2 separate regions of the Homo sapiens genome follow, and region 2 is linked to region 1. The links are chromatin loops, found by intact Hi-C in ENCODE. Cell type or tissue: CD4-positive, alpha-beta T cell. All regions are shown on one strand. Links, peaks and the distances in the headings refer to the core of each region. The heading gives the core; the rest is flanking DNA.

What was found. Hi-C counts contacts between places; a loop is a spot of excess contacts. Peaks named below come from ENCODE experiments on the same cell type or tissue, not always from the same donor. Only the 100,000 strongest peaks of a DNase experiment are listed, where the experiment ranks them.
Region 2: it touches region 1 in a loop (3-fold over the local background); 9 of 110 quality-filtered maps call a loop at or near these places.

Annotation. Positions count from the first base shown.
Region 1 is chr16:90,022,917-90,029,185 of GRCh38, forward strand. It overlaps DRC4 (dynein regulatory complex subunit 4), which reads left to right. Exons shown (of 11, transcript NM_001481.3): 2 at 4,720-4,806. GAS8-AS1 (GAS8 antisense RNA 1) reads right to left here. Exons shown (of 1, transcript NR_122031.2): 1 at 5,983-6,269. Among named protein-coding and RNA genes, the nearest start is that of DRC4, 3.4 kb to the left of the region's middle. In CD4-positive, alpha-beta T cell, for the core only: no CTCF peak of the experiment used is centred there; a DNase peak (open chromatin) is centred at 3,385; H3K4me3 peaks cover 83 bases.
Region 2 is chr16:89,954,670-89,960,938 of GRCh38, forward strand. DEF8 (differentially expressed in FDCP 8 homolog) reads left to right here. Exons shown (of 13, transcript NM_001242818.2): 4 at 500-597; 5 at 2,842-2,991; 6 at 4,345-4,486; 7 at 6,262-6,269. Among named protein-coding and RNA genes, the nearest start is that of SNORA119, 4.4 kb to the left of the region's middle. In CD4-positive, alpha-beta T cell, for the core only: no CTCF peak of the experiment used is centred there; a DNase peak (open chromatin) is centred at 3,532; H3K4me3 peaks cover 440 bases.

The DNA of each region.
Region 1 (6,269 bases), core at 378-5,377:
GCACTCGGGACTGAGACCTGGGCTGTCCAGAGCCCTGTGCTCACAGGGGTGGTCATAGAACGCCCAGGGCCCGGGGTCGGCGGCGCACGGTCCCCAGAAGAGTGAACATGCGTCAAGGGGACTCTCATCCTGGAATGGCAGACTCGGTCTGTTGGATCCCTGGGACCTAGGGTTTCAGCTCACGAGGCTTTGCAGAGCACCAGGGTCCCCATGGAATAGAGCCGGAGGCAGGAATTACCCTAAGACCTTTGGTCTCCCGGATGGAGAGCCTGGGGCACACCAGAGTGGCTAGAGATCCCTCTACACCAAGGAGGCCCGGACAGGTCCAGTGCCCTTGGAGTGCCCAGGGCACAACCTTGGGATACAGGAACCACTGTTCCCTTGGAAAGCCTGGCAGGAGTCAGGCCCAGACCGAGAAGAGGAAGGCGGAGCTCGTGGCCTCATCAGCTCCATGTCTGTCTTTCTCTTGTAAAGGGCTCTCCCTTTGTGGTACAGGAATTGTCAGTAACTCAATTTCTGGGCAGGTGTGGCAGGGTGGGTTTCAGCTGGTGGGGGGAGGAAAGCTCTGGGAGCCCCACCAAGTCCCTGCAGCTGGCTGTGAAGGTCCCAAATGCTAAGTAATGCTGAACCTTCCTCCACTGCCTTCAGGGCTTTGTGATGAGGTAGCCTTCTTGGAGTGGAGGGATTAAAAAGAGAGCAGTACATTACGAATTAAATTTAAGTAGATGGGTTTTCTGACCCAGGAAGGGTCTTCTGAAAACCGACTATGAAAGAAACTACCAAACTAGGCCAGGAGTCTGGGCGCGGTGGCTCACGCCTGTAATCCCATCACTTTGGGAGGCCGAGGCAGGCGGATCATGAGGTCAGGAGATCCAGACCATCCTGGCCAACATGGTGAAAATCCATATCTATTAAACATACAAAAATTAGCTGGGTGTGGTGGCGTGTGCCTGTAGTTCCAGCTACTCGGGAGGCTGAGGCAGGAGAATCACTTGGACCTGGGAGGCGGAGGTTGCAGCGAGCCGAGATCGCACCACCGCACTCCAGCCTGGCAACACGTCTCTTAAAAAAAAAAAAAAAAAGCAGGGTGTAGTGGCTGACGCCTGTAAACCCAGCACTTTAGGAGTCCAAGGTGGGTGGATCACTTGAGGCCAGGAGTTGGAGACCAGCCTGGCCAACATGGTGAAACCCTGTCTTTACTAAAAATACACACACACACACACTCACACACACACACACACAAAATTAGCCGGGTGTGGTGGTACGCACCTATAGTCCCAGCTACTTGGGAGGCTGAGGCAGGAGAATTTCTTGAACCTGGAAGGTAGAGGTTGTGTAGTGGGATTTTTAAGGAATTAGAGAGACCGATGGGGTTCAGGAGGATATTTATTAATTATTTAGGTGCACCGGCCCAGTCAGATTAAAATCCAAAGGACTGAGCCCTGAACAAAGAGTTAAGTTACCTTTTAAGCTTTTCGTGGGGCAGAGGGAGATCTGTGCAGGGGGAAGCATGCTTCAGATGTGAGAAATAAAGGCAGTTGTTCAGTTGAAACATGCATTACATCATTTCTTACTTTTTAAGGAAAAACATGTTTTGCGACTTGAGTTTATCTGCCTAGTGACCTTGCAGCCGCACAGCTACAGAATCAGGGTCTTCACAATGCCTGGGAAGGGAGGAGAGACAAGGCTCACTAGCCGCAGAAAAACAGGCAGTTAATTTTTAAAGGACTCCAGCTCTTTCTCTTTTTCAGGGGGAGTTGGGTTTTCTTATATATAACTGAGTTTCTGCTTACACACTTTTTAATTTCTTTTAATTCCTGTTCCAGTTGCAGTGAGCCAGGATTGCACCACTGCACTCCAGCCTGGGTGACAGAGCAAGACTCCATCTCAAAAAAAACAAAAACAAAAACAAAAAACAAAAAAATGCAACAGCAAACACAACAGCAAACACTAAACACAACCAAACTACTTCTGTTTCTGTTAGGTTGTGGGAATATGGGCCTTGGTCTGTTGGATCCTTGGACCAAGGAATATGGGTGATATTTCTGTTTTCTTCTCATCAGTGTTTTCTAAAATTTCCACATAATATTTTCTCTCTCTCTTTTTTTTTTTTTTTTTGAGGTAGAGTCTTACCCTGTCACCCAGGCTGGAGTGCAGTGGCATGATCTTGGCTCACTGCAACCTCTGCCACCTGGGTTCAAGCGATTCTCCTGCCTCGGCCTCCCGAGTACCTGGGACTACAGGTGCCCGCCACCACGCCTGGCTAATTTTTTTGTATTTTTAGTAGAGACAGGGTTTCACCATGTTGGCCAGGCTGGTCTTGAACTGCTGACCTCAAGTGATCCGCCCGCCTCAGCCTCCCAAAGTGCTGGGATGACAGGTGTGAGCCACTGTGCCTGGCTCCACCTAATGTTTTCATTCAGGACTAAATGAAACATAAATGAAGATAAATGGGCCAGTCGCGGTGGCTCACGCCTGTAATCCCAGCACTTTGGGAGGCTTAGGTGGGCAGATCACGGGTCAGGAGTTCGAGTACAGCCTGGCCAACATAGTGAAACCCCGTCTCTACTAAAAATACAAAAAATTAGCCGGACGTGGTGGTGGGCACCTGTAATCCCAGCTACTCAGGAGGCTGAGGCAGGAGAATGGCTTGAATCCGGGAGGCGGAGGTTGCAGTGAGCTGAGATCGCACCATTGCACTCCAGCCTGGGCAACAGAGCAAGACTCTGTCTCAAAAAAAAAAAAAAAAAAAAAAAAGAGAGTTCAAGACCAGCCTGGCCAACATGGTGAAACCTCGTCTCTACTAAAATACAAAAAAAAATTAGCCAGGCGTGGTGGCGGGCACCTGTAGTCCCAGCTCCTCGTGGAGGCTGAGGCAGGAGAATTGTTTGAACCCAAGAGGTGGAGGTTGCAGTGAGCCAAGGCAGCCTGGATGACGAGGGAGACTCCATCTCAAAAAAAAAAAAAAAAAGATAAATGGATTTAGGTTTTAATGTTTTTAAAAAATAAATAAAATTTCCACATGAAATTTGTAATTTTAAAAACGTTACATAGCTGGGCACAGCAGCAGTGAACTCCTGTGGTCCCAGCTCCTTGGGAGGCTGAGGTGGGAGTATCAGTTGAGCCCAGGAATTGGAGTCTGCAGTGAGCTATGTGATCACACCACTGCACTCCAGCTTGGGCGACAGAGCAAGACTTTGTCTTTAAAAAAGGTTACCGAGACATGTAGACACAGAAAAGCATGGGCTGAAGACTACTGGGAGTAGCAAAGTCAGCAGGATAGGATATGGAAATTTGTTACCTGCTTGAGTGCCCTGTAAATGGGTGGCCAGACAGAACTGCTCCTGGTGTCATGCGTGGTTTCAGCAACTTCCACAAGGGGGTGGGGTTAGAAGGTTCTCTCCCATCCTTGTCAAAGTTGCTAAAACCACGCACGACGCCATGTGCAGTTCCGTCTGGCAGCCCATTTACAGGGCTCTCGTGGTGGGTGCTGTCTGCCCAAGCTTTCTTGACCAGGCTTCTCTGAAGGAAGTTTCTCTTTGAAAGAAAGGAAACTTGTGGTTGTCACAACCGATCGTGGTTATGGAGGCATTTCTCCCTAAGCTTACTGAATGGTGTCTTGCAGGTCTTTTCCATGGTGGTCACCAATGTTGCCGCCAGCATGGTAACATTTGGCAGTGTGGTATTGAGGGTCTTTCCTCTGTTTTGCATCCACAGCAGAGGTCTTTACTTTTTACCAAGGAGTGAGTGGGTTTGGAATGGGTTCCCCCCTCTCTTAGTTTTTGGAGACGGGGTCTCGTTCTACTGCCCAGGCTGGAGTGCGGTGGTGCACCATAGCTCACTGCAGCCTTAAACTTCTAGGCTCAAGTGATTGTCCTGCCTTGGCCTCCCAAAGTGCTGGGATGACACGTGTGAGCCACTGCGCCTGGTCACCGTATACCAAGGAATGAGTGGGTTTGGAATGAGTTCCCTCTCTTTTCTTTTTTTTTTTTTTTAAGTTACAGTTTGCTTTTTGAGATGGAGTCTCACTTTGTTGCCCAGGCTGGAGTGCAATGGTGGGATCTTGGCTCACTGCAGCCTCTGCCTCCCGGGTTCAAGCGATTCTTCTGCCTCAGCCTCCCGAGTAACTGGGACTATAGGCACACACCAGCACACCTGGCTAGGTTTCCTCTCTTTTTTTTTTTTTTGAGATGGAGTCTCACTCTGTCGTCCTGGCTGGAGTGCAGTGGTGTGATCTCGGCTCACTGCAAACTCCATGCCCCAGGTTCAAGCCATTCTCCTGCCTCAGCCTCCCGAGTAGCTGGGACTACAGGCGCCCACCGGCACGCCCGGCTAATTTTTTTTTGTATTTTTAGTAGAGATGGGGTTTCACTGTGTTAGCCGGGATGGTCTTGATCTCCTGACCTCGTGATCCGTCCACCTCGGCCTCCCAAAGTGCTGGGATTACAGGCGTGAGCCACCACGCCCGGCTCCTCTCTTTTCTAGAAGGAATGTTCTCCTTCTCAAAAGGAAGGTTTCTCCTTTGTGCTTCTCCAAATGCAACAACAGGATGTGTGTGTGGTAAAGGGTGGGAACACTCAGGGCAATGATGTGCTCCAGGTGAGCAGAAGGGAGAGAGGTTCCAGAACCTTCTCTGCCAAATGTTCCTGGGAGCAAATCAGAGCCAGCCAAGAAGGGGAAGCTGTTAGAGTCTCTCTTACCCCATTATTTCCACCAAAGGCACCGAAAAAGAAAGGGAAGAAAGGCAAAGCCAAAGGCACCCCGATTGTCGATGGGCTCGCTCCAGAGGACATGAGCAAGGAGCAGGTGAGCAGAGCGGGCTGTGGCCCAGTCCCCGGGTGGGCGTGGGCGGGCACCACGCAGGGTGCCTACGCCGAGTGTCCATCTTGCCATGTGGATCCACCCTTCTGTCCAAGCCAGAACACGCCCCCCGCGTGGCCCATAATTCCCATCAGCGGCAAAGCTTTCGGCTGCACCATGTCTTTTCAGAAAGGTAGTGCAGCCTGTGAAAGAGCTTTGTAACAGGGTGGTAGGAGTGTGGAAGGACATGCTTTTCTGATCTAAAAGCTGTTTTTAATTTCGTGTATTCTCTTTCAATCTTACCCTTTTTTTGCACCTGATGTGTATAGACTTATCGTAGAACACACATGTAGCATTCTCCTTTATTTTATTCACCATTAAACATTATGTCAAAAAGGAAGTTTTTGAAAGAAGGATGATTTACTTCAAATCACATCTGAATCTGATTAATCGTTCATTTTTTTTTTTTTTTTTTTTTTTTTTTTTGAGACGGAGTCTCACTCTGTCGCCCAGGCTGGAGTGCAGTGGCGCGATCTCGGCTCACTGTGAGCTCCACCTCCCGGGTTCACACCATTCTCCTGCCTCAGCCTCCCGAGTAGCTGGGACTACAGGCACCTGCCACCACGCCTGGCTAATTTTTTTTTTGTATTTTTAGTAGAGACGGGGTTTCACCGTGTTAGCCAGGATGGTCTCGATCTCCTGACCTCGTGATCCACTCGCCTCGGCCTCCCAAAGTGCTGGGATTACAGGCATGAGCCACCACGCCTGGCCAGTCATTCATTGTTTTTGATAAAAGTCCCAACAAGGAGTAACAGCATCAGGGCTGCCTTTTTCTTGTTGCTTATTTTGGGGAGGAGGTGATGTTTTTATAGTTTCTTTGTAGGAGTTAGTTTAAGTCTCTTCTTCATTTGGATGTAGTTAAGGGCTACAGAACATAATTACATAATTACAATTTTACCTAAAAGGCTCCTGGAGACGGCAGTGTGTGGCAAGCACGGTGCACCCTCTGGCCTCTGCCCTCATGGACGACTGCCTGTGAGCACCTGACATGGGACATGAGGGCTGTGTCAACTCTGTGTTATTGTTAATAAATCTTACCTTCTTTTGATAGTTGTAAGATAAAAAATCAATACGAAGGAGACTGAAAGAGTCTCATGACCTGAAGTTGGAGCTAGGCAGAGGTCCTTGAACAATGGTAAAGAATGGCTTTATTTTACATGCAGGCAAACCATTGGCAGTTTAAGCCAGTGGCTAAGCAGAGAGGTGATGGGGTCAGGTTTGTGTTCTGGAAAGATGTCTGGAGCTGCTGGATGGAGAATGGATTGAACACTGCGTTGTCCCAGCATGTGAGCTGCTGCCCGTCTCCCTGTCCGCTTCCCATTCCTGTGGAGACAGGCCTTGTGGGGCAGTGGCCATGGAGCCTACGGGGCAGCCTACGGGGCAGGCTACGGGGCAGCTTACGGGGCAGG
Region 2 (6,269 bases), core at 463-5,462, 68 kb before region 1:
ACCTGGTAAGGGAGAGGTTAGCCGAGGGAACGTGCTCTGGGCGTCAGGGTGGCATGAGCTTTAGAAACTGCAGATGAGGTCATCAGGGAGTGCTTGGAGCGGGGCAGCTGCAGAGACGGCCTGGAGTCGACACTGGGGTTCGTGGATTTTGCTGTGTAGCCATGCAGTGGTTTTTCTCTCGCCCCCGTGGTCACGCATGAGGTGTCCACCTTAGAAATGGGATGTCTCTATAATGCTGTCTTGAGGACTTTTGGCACCGAGTGTCATTCCACCTCCTCATTTTGAGTGGCTCTTTCCTGTCTACACAAGGCTGTGGGCTCCTCTGTGAATGCAGACTGGACGGTGTGCAGATCTGAGTGGTGCCCAGCTCTCACGGTGCCTCCTTTCTGTGCGGCTTCCTGAATCCCTTTCCCACTCCTGGCTATCTCAGCTCCTCCCTAGGGGATGGGAGGCAGGAGGTAGCAGCTGACGCTCCACACCTGTCCCCGTCTTCCTCCAGAGGCCCTGCCTGAGCTGCCCCCTGGGGAGCCGGAATTCCGCTGCCCTGAACGCGTGATGGATCTCGGCCTGTCTGAGGACCACTTCTCCCGCCCTGTGGTAAGGTTTTAGATCTCGGAGGGGAGAGGGACTGAGGGAACCCCCAAGGCAGGAAGGGCCAGGGTTTCCTTGTCACTCCCTCCCAGGTGGCAGGGCAGTGTCCTGTGAGCTGGGGTACAGTCTCACTCCATTGTCAGGCTCAGCAGCCCCCACCTCAGCCAGGGCTCCTGGCTTCGAATCTGAGGCCTGCATGACACCACAGACCCCCACCCTCAGAGCCTGAGTGAAGGCAGGTGGAGAGAGCCTGGGATTGGGGTTCATGAACCTGGGGCTGCTTCTGTCCCCTGAGCTCCATGTCTTCATGAAGCAAATGTGCAGAGAATAGATTCCCTCTGGGGTCCTTGAGGTCCTGTACACTTGCCGAGAGTCAGGGTGTGGGAGGCAAGGGGAAGCCCCTTGTCTGCCTCGTACTGACCAGTCGGTATTACAGGGCCACTCTTGTTTGTTCCGTGTTTTGTTCCATGGAAGCCTTGTGTTGAAGAAGAAAAGGGGGAGGATATAATGATTTTTTTAAAAAAGTTTGAGGCCGGGCGCGGTGGCTCACGCCTGTAATCCCAGCACTTTGGGAGGCTGAGGCGGGCGGATCACGAGGTCAGGAGATGGAGACCATCCTGGCTAACACGGTGAAACCCCGTCTCTACTAAAAAATGCAAAAAATCAGCCGGGCGTGGTGGCACATGCCTGTAGTCCCAGCTACTCGGGAGGCTGAGGTAGGAGAATGATGTGAACCTAGGAGGCAGAGTTTGCAGTGAGCCGAGACTGCGCCACTGCACTCCAGCCTGGGTGACAGAGTGAGACTCCGTCTCAAAGAAAAAAAAAGTTTGAAAACCTTTTATTTTTATGCAAACCATCTCCAACTTTTGAGGGAAACATTACGGCAACATTCAAATGTAACTTTGAAAGGATTTGGGCCAGACGTGGTGGCTCACGCCTGTAATCCAGCACTTTGGGAGGCCGAGGCGGGCGGATCGTGAGGTCAGGAGTTCGAGACCAGCCTGACCAACATGCTGAAACCCCGTCTCTACTAAAAATACAAAAAAAAATTTAGCCGGGCATAGTGGAGCGCCCCTGTAGTCCCAGCTACTCAGGAGGCTGAGGCAGGAGAATCGCTTGAACCCGGGAGGTGGAGGTTGCAGTGAGCCGAGATCGTGCCGCTGCACTCCAGCCTGGGCGACAGAGACTCCGTCTGAAAAAAAAAAAAAGAGGGAGAGACTTCATATATTTGTTTCGTATCTTATTTTTTTTCCTTTTTCTTGAGATAAGGTCTCGCTCTGTTGCCCCCGCTGTGAAGTGCAGTGGCGCAATCATGGCTCACTGCAGCCTCGACCTCCTGAGCCCAAGCGATCCTCCCACCTCAGCTTCCTGATTAGCTGAGACTACAGGTGTGCACTACAATGCTCAGATAATTTTTCATTTTTTTTTTATAGACACGGGGTCTCGCTCTGTTGCCCAGGCTAGTCTAAAGCTCCTGAGCTCAAGTGATCCACCCACCTCGGCCTCCCAAAGTGCTAGCATTATAGGTGTGACCCACTGCACTCAGCTTGTTTTGTATATTACAACATTTTGAGCACTTCCTTTGGGCCACAGGCTGAGCTGCAAGGGGGAGGGGAGGGTGCCACCTCCCCTTTGCCTGGGTCTCAGAGCCCAGCAGCCTGGAGGAGGAGGATGGCTCCTGAGGGCGGGGTCCAGGCTCCCCAGCACTGAGACCTGATCCTGTCTTCCCCGGGATCCCCAGAGTGTTCTGAGTCTGGGGCCTTGCTGGGCCGTGAGCCCCCTGGTCGCTATGTGGCGAAAGCAACCAGAAGTGCTGGGGCTGGCTCTCGGCATGTGCTTGGGCTTGGCAGTCAAGCTCGAGGCCACTTACTGTCCTTCATGACAGCAAATGTCCTTTCCCTAGCTTTCCTCCAAGAGGAAGCTCTTCAGAAGGAAGTGAAGTGACATAACAAAAAAGCATCTGGATTTCTCAAAGAAGGAAGTTGTCTTTTGAAAAGCAACTTTCAAACATTAGGTTTTCAGAGGTCTGTGGGCAGGCAGGTCAGGCTAGGAGCACGCAGCACCGGGTGGACCTTGACCGTGCTGCCACCTTTCCTGCCCTGGAGCAAGTCCTCGGTGCCCTCTGGGTTGAGTTTCCTTCTCTGGGTGAGGGGTGTCGGGGTCTGCTCTGGGCCTGTCTCGGCGGATGGGCCTTAACAGGGAGCTCCTGCAGGATGGGCCTTTGACTGCCCCCGCCCCCAACCTGGGCAGGGTCTGTTCCTGGCCTCTGACGTCCAGCAGCTGCGGCAGGCGATCGAGGAGTGCAAGCAGGTGATTCTGGAGCTGCCCGAGCAGTCGGAGAAGCAGAAGGATGCCGTGGTGCGACTCATCCACCTCCGGCTGAAGCTCCAGGAGCTGAAGGTGGGTGTGGGGCCGCCCCGCCGTGGGGCAGCCTGGGGCCGAGGCCAGAACTGTGGAACTAGGAGGACCCTGCCAGCCTCTGGCTCTCTCTCAGGCGGTGGTCTCTCTCTCGGCCTCAGGGGCTGAGGTAGAAGGGCACGAGACAGGCAGGGTGGAAGACGGGCCCTCACCCCACTGCGGGAGGTTTCCCTATTAGCCTAGACCCTCCTGTTGCAAGGAACAGAAACTCAACCCTGAGTAGCTTAAGCCAAAAAGAAAAATGTATTTGCTTGGTGACTGGAAGATCCTCCAGTGTCAGGAATCTTGCTCTCTTCCAACTCGACTTCCTGTGTCTGATCCAGCCTCAGGCAGGCCTTCCCTGTGCGGTGGCAGAGACGGTCCCGGCAACCACATCTTGCTTTCCAGGAGCTGAGCCTCCCTGTGCAGATGACAGCTGCCTTTTCACAGTGGTTATAGCAGGAACCTCAGGCCTGACTTTCATTGGCCAGTCCTGACCGGATGACAGTGGCTGACTGGCCAGTTCTGGGTCATGTGCCCACCCCTGACCCAATGACAGTGGCCGATTGGCTAGTTCTGGGCTGTGTGCCCGCCCACTGACCCAATGACGGTGGCCGATTGGCTAGTTCTGGGCTGTGTGCCCACCCACTGAAGCAAGCGGGTGGGCTAAGTAAGTTCCTCCCTGAGTGAGCCACATGGACAAGGACGGGTGGTGTCTTGAAGGTGACAACAAAAGAAGGTGGTGGGTCCCAGGCCACAGATGTTCCTGATGCAGTCCTTGGGTCTGTGTGTGCTTTGGCCTGGCTGCCCTGTGTCCCCTGTGCTGATTCAGGTATCCCTGGGAATGTAGAAAGTAGAATATTCATGAGGAAACAGGTAAATTGGTGGTAAGAAAAAAAAACCCCAAAACATAGTGGCTTAGAGAAGATGTGTTCGTTTCCTCACGTAAAAATCCCATAGGTGGTCTGGGGCCTCTATGACAGCTAATGGTGTTGGGGAGGGCCTCCTTTTCCATTGCCCTGCACCTAACCGGCAAAAAGCAGGAGGGGCAGAGAGGCCGGGTCGCTCCCGCTCACATGCCCATGGCCCGGTGCAATCCCACACAGCCCCTCGCTGCAAGGGATGCTGGGAAAGGTCGCAAGGGATGCTGGGAAAGGTAGCATGTGACCTTGGCGGTCCTTGTCCAGCTGATCATTGTTTACTGTGAAAGGGAGAAAAGGGACATGGCATTGTGCTGAAACTCACAATCTCTGCCCTAAATGGTGCCTGGAAGAAATAAGTTGAGGGGCTTGTGCGAAGGGAAAGGAACTTCAGCCCAGCTCACCTGTGACCCCCTCCCTGACTCACCCTCTGCAGGACCCCAATGAGGATGAGCCAAACATCCGAGTGCTCCTTGAGCACCGCTTTTACAAGGAGAAGAGCAAGAGCGTCAAGCAGACCTGTGACAAGTGTAACACCATCATCTGGGGGCTCATTCAGACCTGGTACACCTGCACAGGTGGGCCGAGACCCAGACGAGGAGTGAGGAATGAGAGAGACCAAAGTTCCTGCCTCCGCTGGGCTCACATTCAGATGTGAGCTATCCAGTGTGGTGGCCACTAGCCAAACATGGCCAGTCAAAGTTAAATTAACTAAATATGCATTTCCTCGTTGTACTGTCTACATTGGACAGGGCTGTTCTGGATGAGAAATTAAACTAGTGAATTACATGGTGTGTCTAGTTTGTACAATGAAGAAAAAGGGAAAGGACCTAGCACGTGTTAGGGTGGAGTGAATGTGACTTTAGGGCAGAATGTAAAGGCATCACGTGACTTTGTTTTTTGTTTTTGTTTGTTTTTGGTTTGGTTTTGTTTTTGAGACGGAGTCTCACTCAATCGCCCAGGCTGGAGTGCAGTGGTGCAATCTCAGCTCACTGCAAGCTCCACCTCCCGGGTTCACACCGTTCTCCTGCCTCAGCCTCCTGAGTAGCTGGGACTACAGGTGCCCGCCACCACGCCCGGCTAATTTTTTGTATTTTTTTTAGTAGAGACGGGGTTTCACCGTGTTAGCCAGGATGGTCTCTATCTCCTGATCTTGTGTTCCGTCCACCTCGGCCTCCCAAAGTGCTGGGATTACAGGCGTGAGCCACCACGCCCAGCCGGCGTCACGTGACTTTTAAGCAAAAACTTGAAGGTCAGGGAGCAAGCCAAGACAATATGTCTGGAGGAATGTTCTGGTGGGGGCAGCCCTGTGGTTGATGTGTCCAGTGCCTTAAGGAGGAGCAGAGAGCCAGGTGTGGCTGCAGCTTTGTGTCTGGAGGACTGTTCCGGTGGGGACAGTGCTGTGGTTGATATAAGGAGGAGCAGAGAGCCAGGTGTGGCTGCAGCTCTGTGTCTGGAGGAATGTTCCGGTGGGGGCAGCCCTGTGGTTGATATAAGGAGGAGCAGAGAGCCAGGTGGGGCTGCAGTTCTGTTTCTGGGGGAGGTGGGCTCAGAGGTGGCTGGGGCTTTTCTTTAAGTGCAGTGGGGGCCACAAGTGGGTGCTGGACATACTTGAGCTTTAATAGGTTACTGTGGCTGCTGACTGAGCTTGGACTGAGAGGGAGGTGACTGAGAAGAGGGGGATGACTCTGATTGGGCTGGGGTAGGTGGTGGGAGTGAGGAGTCGCTAAGGGCAGTCCAGCTGAAGGTTTGGAAACGGAATGTAACAGATTAGAAAATAGTCTGACTGAGTGCGGTGGCTCACGCCTGTAATCCTAGGGTTTTCCAGTGCAAAGATGGGAGGATCGCTTGGGCCCTGGAGTCTGAGGCTGCAGTGAGCTCTGATTGCACGACTACACTCCAGCCTGGGCAAAAGAGCAAGACCCTGTCTCTTAAAAAGTACAAAAACAACAACAACAAAAACAGAGAGAGAGAAACCCTTCAGGATAACTCATGATATTGAAAGGGTGGAGCTGCTGAAACCGAGATGGGGAAGCTGAGGGGCTTGGGGTCGGGGGTGGGAGTTTCGTTTGTTACATTTGGACAGGTTGGGTCTGGTGGTGGGAGTGGCAGGTTGGCCCCAAACATGTGAGTCAAGTTGGAGGACAAGGTCTGGGCCACCTTTGGGGCAAGGCTCAGGGGCCAGGGAGAAAAGGATCTTTGAGGTTCTAAGGCCTCCCTTGGTGCCAGGAGGTCTTAGATTGATCTGGGCCTCAGAGTGGAACCCACGGGGAGGGGGCAAGCCAGCTGAGGGTGGCCTGGGCTGCAGGCGCACCCTTCCCGCTTTTGAGAAGTGTGTGTCCCTCCACCCTAGGGTGTTAT